2 separate regions of the Homo sapiens genome follow, and region 2 is linked to region 1. Evidence: chromatin loops called from intact Hi-C (ENCODE). Cell type or tissue: psoas muscle. All regions are shown on one strand. Each heading gives the region's core, and the rest is flanking DNA. Links, peaks and the distances in the headings are about the cores only.

The links. Hi-C counts contacts between places; a loop is a spot of excess contacts. Peaks named below come from ENCODE experiments on the same cell type or tissue, not always from the same donor. Only the 100,000 strongest peaks of a DNase experiment are listed, where the experiment ranks them.
Region 2: it touches region 1 in a loop (34-fold over the local background); 16 of 110 quality-filtered maps call a loop at or near these places.

The regions. Positions count from the first base shown.
Region 1 is chr3:59,854,598-59,859,975 of GRCh38, reverse strand. The region is part of intron 8 of FHIT (fragile histidine triad diadenosine triphosphatase); the gene reads left to right. All of the region lies in intron 1 of LOC105377113 (a long non-coding RNA gene), which reads right to left. Among named protein-coding and RNA genes, the nearest start is that of MIR548BB, 760 kb to the left of the region's middle. In psoas muscle, for the core only: a CTCF peak has its summit at 2,036 (motif pointing right); a DNase peak (open chromatin) is centred at 2,055.
Region 2 is chr3:58,638,457-58,643,834 of GRCh38, reverse strand. FAM3D (FAM3 metabolism regulating signaling molecule D) reads left to right here. Exons shown (of 10, transcript NM_138805.3): 6 at 115-173; 7 at 3,658-3,708. Among named protein-coding and RNA genes, the nearest start is that of FAM3D, 26 kb to the left of the region's middle. RefSeq lists enhancers at 2,403-2,903, 2,904-3,404 and a silencer at 2,942-3,101. In psoas muscle, for the core only: a CTCF peak has its summit at 3,029 (motif pointing left); a DNase peak (open chromatin) is centred at 3,024.

The DNA of each region.
Region 1 (5,378 bases), core at 128-5,127:
GGTGTTTGATTACCTTCCCAAAACAAGAGCACTCTTCTCATTACTATTATAAAAACACTTCCAATCAGGAATCAACACTGATACAGCACTACCATTCAGTCCACAGGCCCCATTCACATTTTGCCAACTGTCTCAGTGATGACATTTTCTTTTTTGGTCCAGGATGCTATACAGAAACATACACTGCATTTAATTATTATTTTTCATCAGTTTCCTCCAATCTGGAATGGTTTTGTTTGTTTGTTTGTTTGTTGAGAGTCAGAGTCTCCCTCTGTCGCCCAGGCTGGAGTGCAGTGACGCGATCTTCAGCTCACTGCAACCTCCGCCTCCCAGCTTCTAAGCAATTCTCCTGCCTCAGCCTCTGGAGTAGCTGGGATTACAGGCACACACCTCCATGCCTGGCTAATTTTTTGTATTTTTAGTAGAGACGGAGTTTCACCATGTTGGCCAGGCTGGGCTTGAACTCCTAACCTCAGGTGATCCACCCGCCTCAGCCTCCCAAAGTGCTGGGATTACAGGCGTGAGCCACAGCACCCAGCCTGGAATGGATTTTTATTCTTTCCCTGTCTCGTGTTTTCCTGCCTTAAAGAGTATAGGTCTTTTTTTCCTGTAGGATGACTCTTTCTCTGGAGCTTCCACTGTTTCTTCATTATTAGACTCAAGTCATGTATTCTTCCATGCCATCTTGGCAGGAATTCCACAAAAACGCTGCTGAGCTCTTCTCAGCATATCACATCAGAAGGCAACCACACTGACCGTATCCCCACTTGATCACCTGGTCCAGTTGGTACTTGCCAGATCTCCCCATCATTCTTTGAGCATTTCTTTATATTCTGGTACAAAAAAGATGCTCCAGGATCATCTTATACTGTCCCTGTCCAGCCTTGGAATCAGCCACTTCTCCAAGCAGCTCTGGTTCCTGTCCGTGTAGAATGATTTTAGAAATCAAGATCTGGGTGCTTAGCATGCTTATTGTTCCTGTGATGTCAATGCTTTGAGACCCAGTCAACACAGAGCTAGGAAATATGTACATATAAGTCCACACAAACACACACTTATTATTATTTCCATATCTGGGTATGTGTATATGTTTACACATAAGCCACATGAATTCATATCAGTATCTTCAATTCAAATCTAAGTCTTTTCCCCCTTCCACATTTATAAATACCTTCTCTGACAGAAACTTGGTTCCCATTATCCTTAATATATATACTCATTTGTTCAATATTAGCCTTCACTGCCCACCACCTGCGTACATCTCATCCTCTGCTCTGCTTCCTCACACACTAGAAACACCACTGCCCCCATCCATGCAGCACCCCTCTCCCCACGTTGCCCTGCATGTTCAGTTACAGAGCAGGCTGCCATCACTACCCACCTCCACAAGACACCCCTCGCTCCTGCCTCCTCAGATGCTATCATTTCTCTCCAAGAAAGAAAGGGAAAAGGCTGGGCACGATGGCTCACACCTGTAATCCCAGCACTTTGGGAGGCCGAGGCAGGTGAATCACAAGGTCAGGAGTTTGAGACCATCGTGGCCAACATGGTGAAACCCCGTCTATACTAAAAATACAAAAAATTAGCCAGGCGTAGTGGCGGGCGCCTGTAATCCCAGCTACTTGGGAGGCTGAGGCAAGAGAATCACTGGAACCCAGGAGGTGGAGGTTGGAGTGAGCCGAGATCGCTCCACTGCACTCCAGCACTCCATCTCAAAAAAAAAAAAAAAAAAAAAAAAAGAAGGTGGGAAAAGGAAGGAAGATCACCATTTATGTCTTTTTGCTGATAGATGATGTGGGAAACTCCCATACACCTTTCACAGCAGTCACACATATGTTGAATGGGCAAACCATTCTTTGACATCTACTCACTCCCTTTTACTCTCTCTGCATTACTTACTTGTCTCCAAGGCTGTGTCTAAGCATAGTTGAAGACAGAAATCATTTAATAATATTCAGCTGAGCCAACTGGCCATAAAGCTGAGACTCCAATTAGGGGAACTGGAAGCTCTGGGCAGTGGTGTCAGGGGACCAGCAGGTGGCGCCCGTAAGTTCTACTCTAAACCTTTCTGTATCCAGGCTTGTTCACTACCTTCTTTCACCACCTGGTTTCTCTCTATCAGAGCTCTTTAAAAATATGTTAGCATTCACAGTTCCCAGTATCGCTGCAGACATAAATGTTGAGAAATGCATTCTTGTTTTCCTTCCCAAGGCACCAATAGTACAAAGACAAGCATAAAGCCCCTTAGGATACAAAAAAAAAAAAAAAAACCCAGCACTTTGCACAGCATAGTCATAAGTGACGTCACTCTGTAATCTTTAACAGGAGTGGTGTTTTCCACGCTCATAGGACAAACTGACTCTTGAATCTTTGTTAGGCCTCCCTGTCTAATCGATATGTAAGTTTCTCTAGGGAAAGAATAGGGTGGAATATTATTTGTATAATCTTGTCCTATGAAAATATGAAAGAGATTATTGGCAACATTTTTGATAACCTGGTGGAATAAAACTCCAAGCCCTGCCTAAGGTAAATTATCATAAATCTTATATGTCAGGAACGTGGTAGAGAGTTGCAGGTAGGCAGTGAAGTGGCCAGAATGTTTAAAAAAAAAAATATTCTGACCTGGAATCTGTGGCAGAGTGGAGAGAGTTGCGGTGACATATCTGATCTCATTAGTGCTTAAGGTTCCTCACGCAGAGATGGAGAAATGACAGTGTATCGCTCATTCCTGCCCTCTGAAGCCTTTCCATTAGAAATGCTGCAATTTAATCTCACATGTCACAAATCAAACCCCAACTTGAAAACTGCTTCCCCTGAAAAGGTGAACACATTCCATGCCTTGTGGAAGGAACTCCAGTGCCCCTCAGAGGAAGTGCTGTGTCCCCGATAGCAGCTGGTAATATCAGCTCCACATTTGAAAGGACCCCAGGCATCAGTATTCAGAGACTGCGATTGTTACATTAGCGTGACTTTTTGCAACTTATGTGACTTTGGGTGAGTTGTTGAAATTCCACTTGACTCAGTTTCTTTATTCACTAATTGAGCATAATCTCCACCATTCAGGGTGGTTGTGGGGATTAAAGGAGAGTTAAAAAAAAAAAAAATACTCAGCCGGGGAGCTAAGTACTTGATAAATAGAAGCTGTAACTTATTATTGCTTACTGTTACTTCCAGACTCTGAGCTAAGGGCTTTATATTGTTTACTTCCTTAATTCCCACAGAATTAGATAGATATTATAAAAAGCCATTTTGCAAAGAAGGAAACTGAGTCTTAGAGAAATTAGATAACATTGCTACATTATACAGCTAGAAAAATGGTACATTCCAAAGCTAATGAAATCTTTCTGTAATGTTACACTGCTACTTGTATATTGGAAATAAAATTTGTTATGCCTTACAATTGAGTATACTACTAAGAAGAATGGTCTGCATCTATATTCCTTTGTGAGAGAAGGCTGTAATTTTCCTCCCTTGTGATTTTTATGCCTGGTCCTAGTAACAGGGTTATACTGATTTACAGAATCTATGGGGAATAATCTCTTTTTTTCTATCATATGGAAGAGTTTGCATAAAATTGGAATGATGTCTTCCTTGAACATTGGGAAAAATTTGCGTGTAAAATCACCTGGTGTGATGTTTTCTTTGCAAAAAAAATTTTAACAATTACCTTAATTTATTTAATAGCCATAGGGCTATATAAACTTTTTGTTATTTCTTGGGTCCATTATGGTTAGTTATAAATTTTTAGGCATTTATACATTTCATCTAAATTTTTAAAAATTTTGACAGATAGTTGTTGACAATAGCCATTTATTATTTTAGTTGTAATAAATATTCACTTTTTCATTCAAAACATCTTCCTCTTTTAATCGATATTGTCAAAGGTTTATCTATTGGCTGGGCGTGGTGGCTCACACCTGTAATCCCAGCACTTTGGGAGGCCGAGGCGGGTGGATCACGAAGTCAGGAGATCAAGACCATCTTGGCTAACACAGTGAAACCACGTCTCTACTAAAAATACAAAAAAATTAGCCGGGCGTGGTGGCGGGCGCCTGTAGTCCCAGCTACTTGGGAGGCTGAGGCAGGAAAATGGCATGAACCCGGGAGGCAGAGCTTGCAGTGAGCCAAGTTAGTGCCACTGCACTCCAGACTGAGCGACAGGGCAAGACTCCGTCTCAAAAAAAAAAAACAAAAAAAGGTTTATCTATTAATTATTTTATCAAAGAATCTACTTTTGACTTTTTTGATCTTTTCTAGAAAATATTTTTCTATTTCATCAATTTGTGCTCATATTTATTGTGGTTTTTCTTTTGCTAAATATGAACTTATTTTGTTCAGTTTTTGTATACTTAAGATTGACACCTTATTAACATTGAGGCTATCTTCTATTATAAGTACAGATTTTAATATGTAGCATTTCATTATTATTCAGTTGTAGGTAACTTTTAATTTCTTCATAGTAAAATATCAAGTGGGGGAAAATAAGTTTGTGAGGATAGCATAAGATTAAATAAGGATGGAATCCTTTTTATAAAATTTAAAACAGCTTAGATTATAAAGCATGTTAGGACCAATTATACATGCAATAAAACCCTGTAAGAAGAAAGATGAACCTGGCACTCAGGAACATAATGACCTTGGAGACAAGAAGATAAATGGGGGAGGACAACATGGATAGATGGGGGTCATTATGAGGGTCAAAGCTGTTGGTTTATATGTGGCATTCATGGGTGTTTATTCCATTTAACAGAATAACTTACCAAGTAATATCAGGAAAATTTTTATAATTAACATTGGGCAAATTCTTACTATGTACCAGCCCATTTTAATACTCACTGTATCCTCAAAAGAACCCTGCGAGGGGAAAACATTGTTTAATGTTACAGTTATGATAGATCCAAGTACTGAGTGCAATTAGTATTGAATCAAACTGCTTCAGAGGCCACAATTGTGATCACTGGATATGAGTTTTGGAAAGGCAAACCAAAGTCTTTTTAGTAATCAGGTCTGTAGTTATGTGAGGTAGAGAGCTTCCTGTCAGTGGAAGGATTCCAACAGAGCCCATTTTCTCCTTCCAGGGATGTGCCGTTGGATAAAGAGACTTAGCTGCATGAGCTTCTTAGCCTCCTATTAATACCAAAGGCCTCAGGGCAGTCTGGCTCCTCTCTCTCTGCTCACTTAATGAGAAAGTTATTTAGAGAGGGAGCCTAGTATGGCAATAATATGGGCTCTAGAGTTTCCTGGACCTCGGTTCAAATCCCAGATCTACCAATTACCAGCTTTGTGCCTGTGAAAAACAATTCTATTCCCCAGACCTCAGTTTTTTCATCTGTAAAAATCACAAAATTGTGAGGATTAAATAAAATAAGCTCTGGATT
Region 2 (5,378 bases), core at 189-5,188, 1.2 Mb after region 1:
CCCAATGCTTCTGCATTGCTTATGTGGGTCCTCACGGAGTTCCCCAGCTGGGAGAGCAGAGTGTTCATTCCACACTCGGGACCGACTGTCATATTTCTTCTTCATTGTCTTCAGGATCATGAGTCCTGTGAAAAACAATGTGGGCAGAGGCCTAAACATCGCCCTGGTGAATGGTGAGTTGCATATCCATCCCCAGACAGTTCCCACCCAGAACCAGGGAGGGTAGGGGGTAGCGGCATATTCATTCAACCAACATTGGCTCAGCTCCTACCTCATGGCAGGAATGCCCGTAGAGCTCAGGAGGGGAAGCGTGGCTGGCCTGGGGGAACAGAAGGTCTCAAAGACCCGCAGAGCTGTAGAACCGCAGAGCTAGCCAGGCCCCTGCCACATGCTCCTATCTCAGGAGGACACACTTCTCCTATGGAACATGAGTGAAACATGACCCGATCCTCAAAGCCTCTCTGCTTAAGCCAACACAAATGAGGATGTGGGGACAACCAATGACAGTGCAAGATCACATGCTGAGTATACACCTTCATTCATTCATTCAACAAATACAGGCAGCAGCTACTGTGGGCCAGGCTCTGTACAGGACACTGGGGGTCAGCCAAGAACTAGAAAGGCCCTGGCTTCACAGCCTCCGTAGGTATCCGTGAGGCTCACAAACAATCTCAATGTGGTGAGCCTCTCTGGAGGGGCAGGAAGCACAGCTATGGGAGCTGGGATGCAGAGCTGGGATGCAGAACAGGGGACAGACCCCGGGTGGTTCAGGGGAGGCTTCCAGAGGGAGCTGATGGCCAGCTAAGGCCTGAAGGATTGTGGGCGCTGGCCAGGAGAAAATTGGGGAAGGCTCTTTCCAGGCAGGGGCAACACAGTGCAGGGAGGAGAAGGGAAAGGGAGGGAGAGAGGTTTGCAGGGCAACATAGAGAGGCAAGGCTGGGGACAGCAGCAAGGCCAGAGGATGAGGAGCTAGCAAGCCTGCTAAGAAGTGTGACTGGAAGCCGAGAGCAGTAGGGAGCCACGGAAAGGCTTTGAGCAGTGTGTGAGGGGCCAGGCATGCACTCCAGAAACCTCCCTCCAGCTTGGAGTAGGGGGGCTGGAGGCAGGGAGACCACAAGGGAATCCATGGCCTTGATAACCCTGCATCTCCTGCAGGACACACACTTAAACAGGAGGCCAGAGGGCCGCCAAGCCTGAAGTAGGGACACGTTTCAGGAGGGAGTGGACTTACAGGGTCAGGTAAGGACCAGGTGGTCTAGCCCCAGCCAGACCTCCTCTCTGCCTCTGTTCTTAGAAAACAGAGTTTTCTAAGAACTGGCTGTAAGGGCCACTTCTGGGACAAAGGTCAGGGCAAGTTGGGGAAAAGGTGTAAGGGATGCTCAGGAAGGAACTTGTCGAGCTTGTGTGTGGCAGGACCACATGAGCACACTTAGGAAGGAACAGGGTAGGATGGGAGCCCCGGCCTTGCCAGCTCCAAGCCCCTGCACTTCACTCCAGAGAAAGCCTTTTCTCGCTCTGCCAAGAAACCCTAATGGGTCAGGGGAGAAGTCGAGGCCTGGAGCAGTGATGGGGCTGTTCCTGGACAGATGGGAGTCAGAGGACAGCCCTGGCCAACTTCCTAGGAGCCCAGGAAGGGCCAGGGCAGGGAGTGGCAGGAGGCTGAGTGCAGCCGTTCCTCTGCAGCTTTGAGGAGGGCCCAGGCCTGTTCCACTCCAGCCTCAATGAAGTGGCATCCCTCCTGCAGGGAGGGTGTGCCCAGGCTGGTCTCAGAGCGCTCTTTTGTGCATGCCAGACCCCAGAAGACTGTAGGAGCCTCAGCATACATCAACACTCCCATCCATCTGCCCTCACCCCACAGCGAGGGCAGGCAGGAAATGGCACAGGCTGCAGCTGACCTGGCTGAAACCTGCTGACTTTCTCCCCTAAATGGGTCGCACCTGAGAAAAGCTTTTTGAATATTCTCCAATGAGATGGCCCCAGACTAGGCCTCTTTCCCTGCTTCTCACAAAGCCAAAAGGATGAAAATAACCATCAATGGCAATAAGAACTAGCATTTATTGGGCACTTACTGTGCCTTTTCATTTAACCCCATCACTGTGTTAGGATGGAGCTATGCTCAATATCCCCATTTCCCAGGTAAGAAACTAAGGCTCAAAGAGGTTAAGCAGGCTGGGTGCAGTGGCTCATGCCTGTAATCCCAGCACTTTGAGAGGCTGAGGTGGGCAGATCTCTTGAGCTCAGGAGTTCAAGAACAGCCTGAGTAACAGTGAACCACCCCCCGAATCCGCCCCGTCTCTACAAAAAGTAAAAAAATTAGCTGGGTGTGGTGGCGCACACCTGTAGTCCCAGCTAAGGCTGAGGTGGGAGGATTGCTTGAGCCTGGGAGGTCGAGGTTGCAGTCAGCCAAGCTCACACCACTGCACTCCAGCCTGGACTGCAGAGAGACCCTGTCCAAAAAAAAAAAAGAGGTTAAGCAACTTGCCCAAGGTCACACAGCCTATAAAACCACCTACGTTTGAACCTGGATCGAGTCAACTGCAGGTCTTAATCATTCACCTGAACTACCTCCCTAGACTAGAAATGTCTCAACCACACATACAGCACCTACTGTATACATGCGTGCTATGTATGCCAGATGTGGGGAAGCCCAACAAATCATGTAAGGGGCTCAGTGTCCTCATCTATATGACCAAGAACAACACAAGGATTGCTAAGGATCCAGTAGTCTTTAACCTTTAGTGGGGCAGAGAGTCCTCAGGATCTTCCAGCTATGCTGGCCGCCACCCCCACCCCCAACACTCTCCAATTGCAGAATCATTCACAAGCGCACGCGATCACAAAAGCAGCCCCATGGGTTCATAGACTCCTTCCAAGAGCCCCAGGTGAAGCATTCCGTTCACGCTACGTGGCTCCCGAGAATCCTGGAGGGGCTGCTAAGCGAGCCTGCTCGCGCCACCTGGACAGCCTAGGCCTGGTCCCCACCCTCCTCCGTAAGCCTCGGAGCTGCCATCCCCTCTGCAACGCCTCCATCTAGCGGCGGAGAGCGCGAACTGTAACGTTCCTCCAGAAGACTCGGTTCCCTGGAGGGCTTGGCCTTCGGCCACCTCCTCCCACAAAACCCACAAACGCAATCCAGGTTACTGGACCCTGGGAAACTGAGTACCGCTTAGCCCAACACAAATCCCTTTGCCTTCAAGAGGTGGAGGACTCCAGTTGTAGGTTTTCTATTTAGGTGGGAATAATAATGACGACTGTCATTTTGATTTTGATTTTGCAGCTAAAATTCATCTTGTATGACTACTATTAATATTTTAAATGTATCTCCTTTAGTTCCCACAACCCATTGTACAGATGCAAAAATTGAGGTCAAAATGCTAAGTCCTGCGTTAGAAACTGGTAGGACAGAACACCGACTCAGACTGAGTAGACTCAGTTCGATTCCAGAGATGTCCTCAGCCATTACGTTCTTGAACCTCTCAGATGAGCCCAGCCATTCCTGGAAACCTACTTTAGTCCTGCGTGCTCTTTATAGGACCTGATTTCATTAGATTCTTATTCTGTTTTTAGATCTTAGACTACAGATTAGGCATTTTCAGCAGAACGACAGGCAGAATGACACGTGTTACAGGGGATAATCGTTCTCCTCTTAACCCCTAGGAACCACGGGAGCTGTGCTGGGACAGAAGGCATTTGACATGTACTCTGGAGGTAGGTGCCTCTGCTGACACTGAAGTCACAGTCGGGGGTGCGGTGCAGAGGGCTGAGCCTCTTCATGTGGCAAGGGACCTGGTGGCTCGAGGTACCTGGTGCTTCTTTCCACAGGAGGCACCCAGGAAGAGGTGCGGTGGGGGGTTGAGGGTGTCCTGCTGCTTTCGAAACTCCTTCTGGCCATCTCAGTTGGGATCTCCCAGACTCAGATCCTGAGACAGGGATTCAAGTGCAATGCTTTATTTAAGAAGTGAGCTCAGGAAACGTCAGATGGGCAGCTGGAACCCTGTCCTCAGCCCAGGGCTTCATAAGACCCCACCCGGCCCTCCTCCATCTCCATCCCAACTCATGGGTGAGCAGTCCGCAGAGCTAGGAGTGTGCTGACCTGGAGTCTGCATCAGGGCCCACGCAGGTCTCTTACCAGGTGTGCCCCACCCCCAGGCTTCTGACACTCCCCCAGGATGGAGGGGTGACCAGGGGCTGGCTGTTGCTTGATGGGAGGGTGCTGTGGATGGAGCCTGGATGGGCCCACTGAAGTGCCCACATGCGGTGTGCAAGGTCCCTCCTCCTGGTACAGGATAGAGCTGAGGACAGGGGCAACAGGAGATGGGGACAGGCCAGGGGCTGAGGACCAGACATTCTGCCTGGAGTCCTACTGATGTTCAGCGTGGCCTGGGGCCAGGTTTATGGAAAACGTCCAGTCTCCGGTGTCAGAGACTACTGGCGGCATGACCTGAAGCAAGTGATGCCTCTTGAGCCTCAGTTTCTTCATCTGTGACATAGAGGCAGCTATAGTTTCCACTCCATAAAATTGATGTGAAGATTAGATAACCTGAAATAATTGGTGGAAGGGTATCCAGCCTGACTGGTGGAGGGGTCCAGGCAAGCTATGTTAGTCTTCTCCCTTCCCTCCTCTTCCCCTTCGCTCCCCTCTTCCCTCATTCCGTCCAGATGACTCAGAAGCAAGGAAATCATCTGTCAGAATGAAAAGGAAAAAAAGCGTAAAGATGAAACTAAGCTTTAAAATGCCTTATGATAAACTTGAATGTAGCCACGGCTGATGGGGACCCAGAAACAGAAGCATTGTGAGCAAGTAGTCCTTCCCTTCAGGAAACAAAAGGGGATGATGGCTTTTTAAAGTGAGGTGATCATTAGCAGAAGGCATGTTTTATTTTTTCAAATACCCACCGTCCATCCAGACAAGCACCAGACCGTAATATCTGCTAACAACACAAATTAATGGTGCTTTAAGAGCTCCCTCCTTTTGTCATAAAAGTTCAAGGGCCATTTCTTTAGAAGAGTGACTGTGGTGGTTGACCGGAAACCTCTGTCACTGAGCTGGCTGGCAGCTGGCCTTAGTTGGGAGAATGGCTTCTTCCCCAAGGTCCTAGAGGTCCGCACTGGAATACTAATAATCAAGGCCAGCTTTGTGGGCCTATGACCTGGGGACAGGGCAGTCACACGGGGCCCATGCTTGGAAGAATCTCACACTTGACTTCATGCTCTGCCATCGTGGTCTTGAAATACTTAATCATTTTTTATTAAAAGGCCCTGCATTTTCATTCTGCACTGGGTCCTGAAAATTATGCTGCCAATCCTGCTAATAATTTTTGGTTCCATTAGAGTACGCTTACTGTATGCCCAAAGTTATTGTCACATTTGCACTTCAT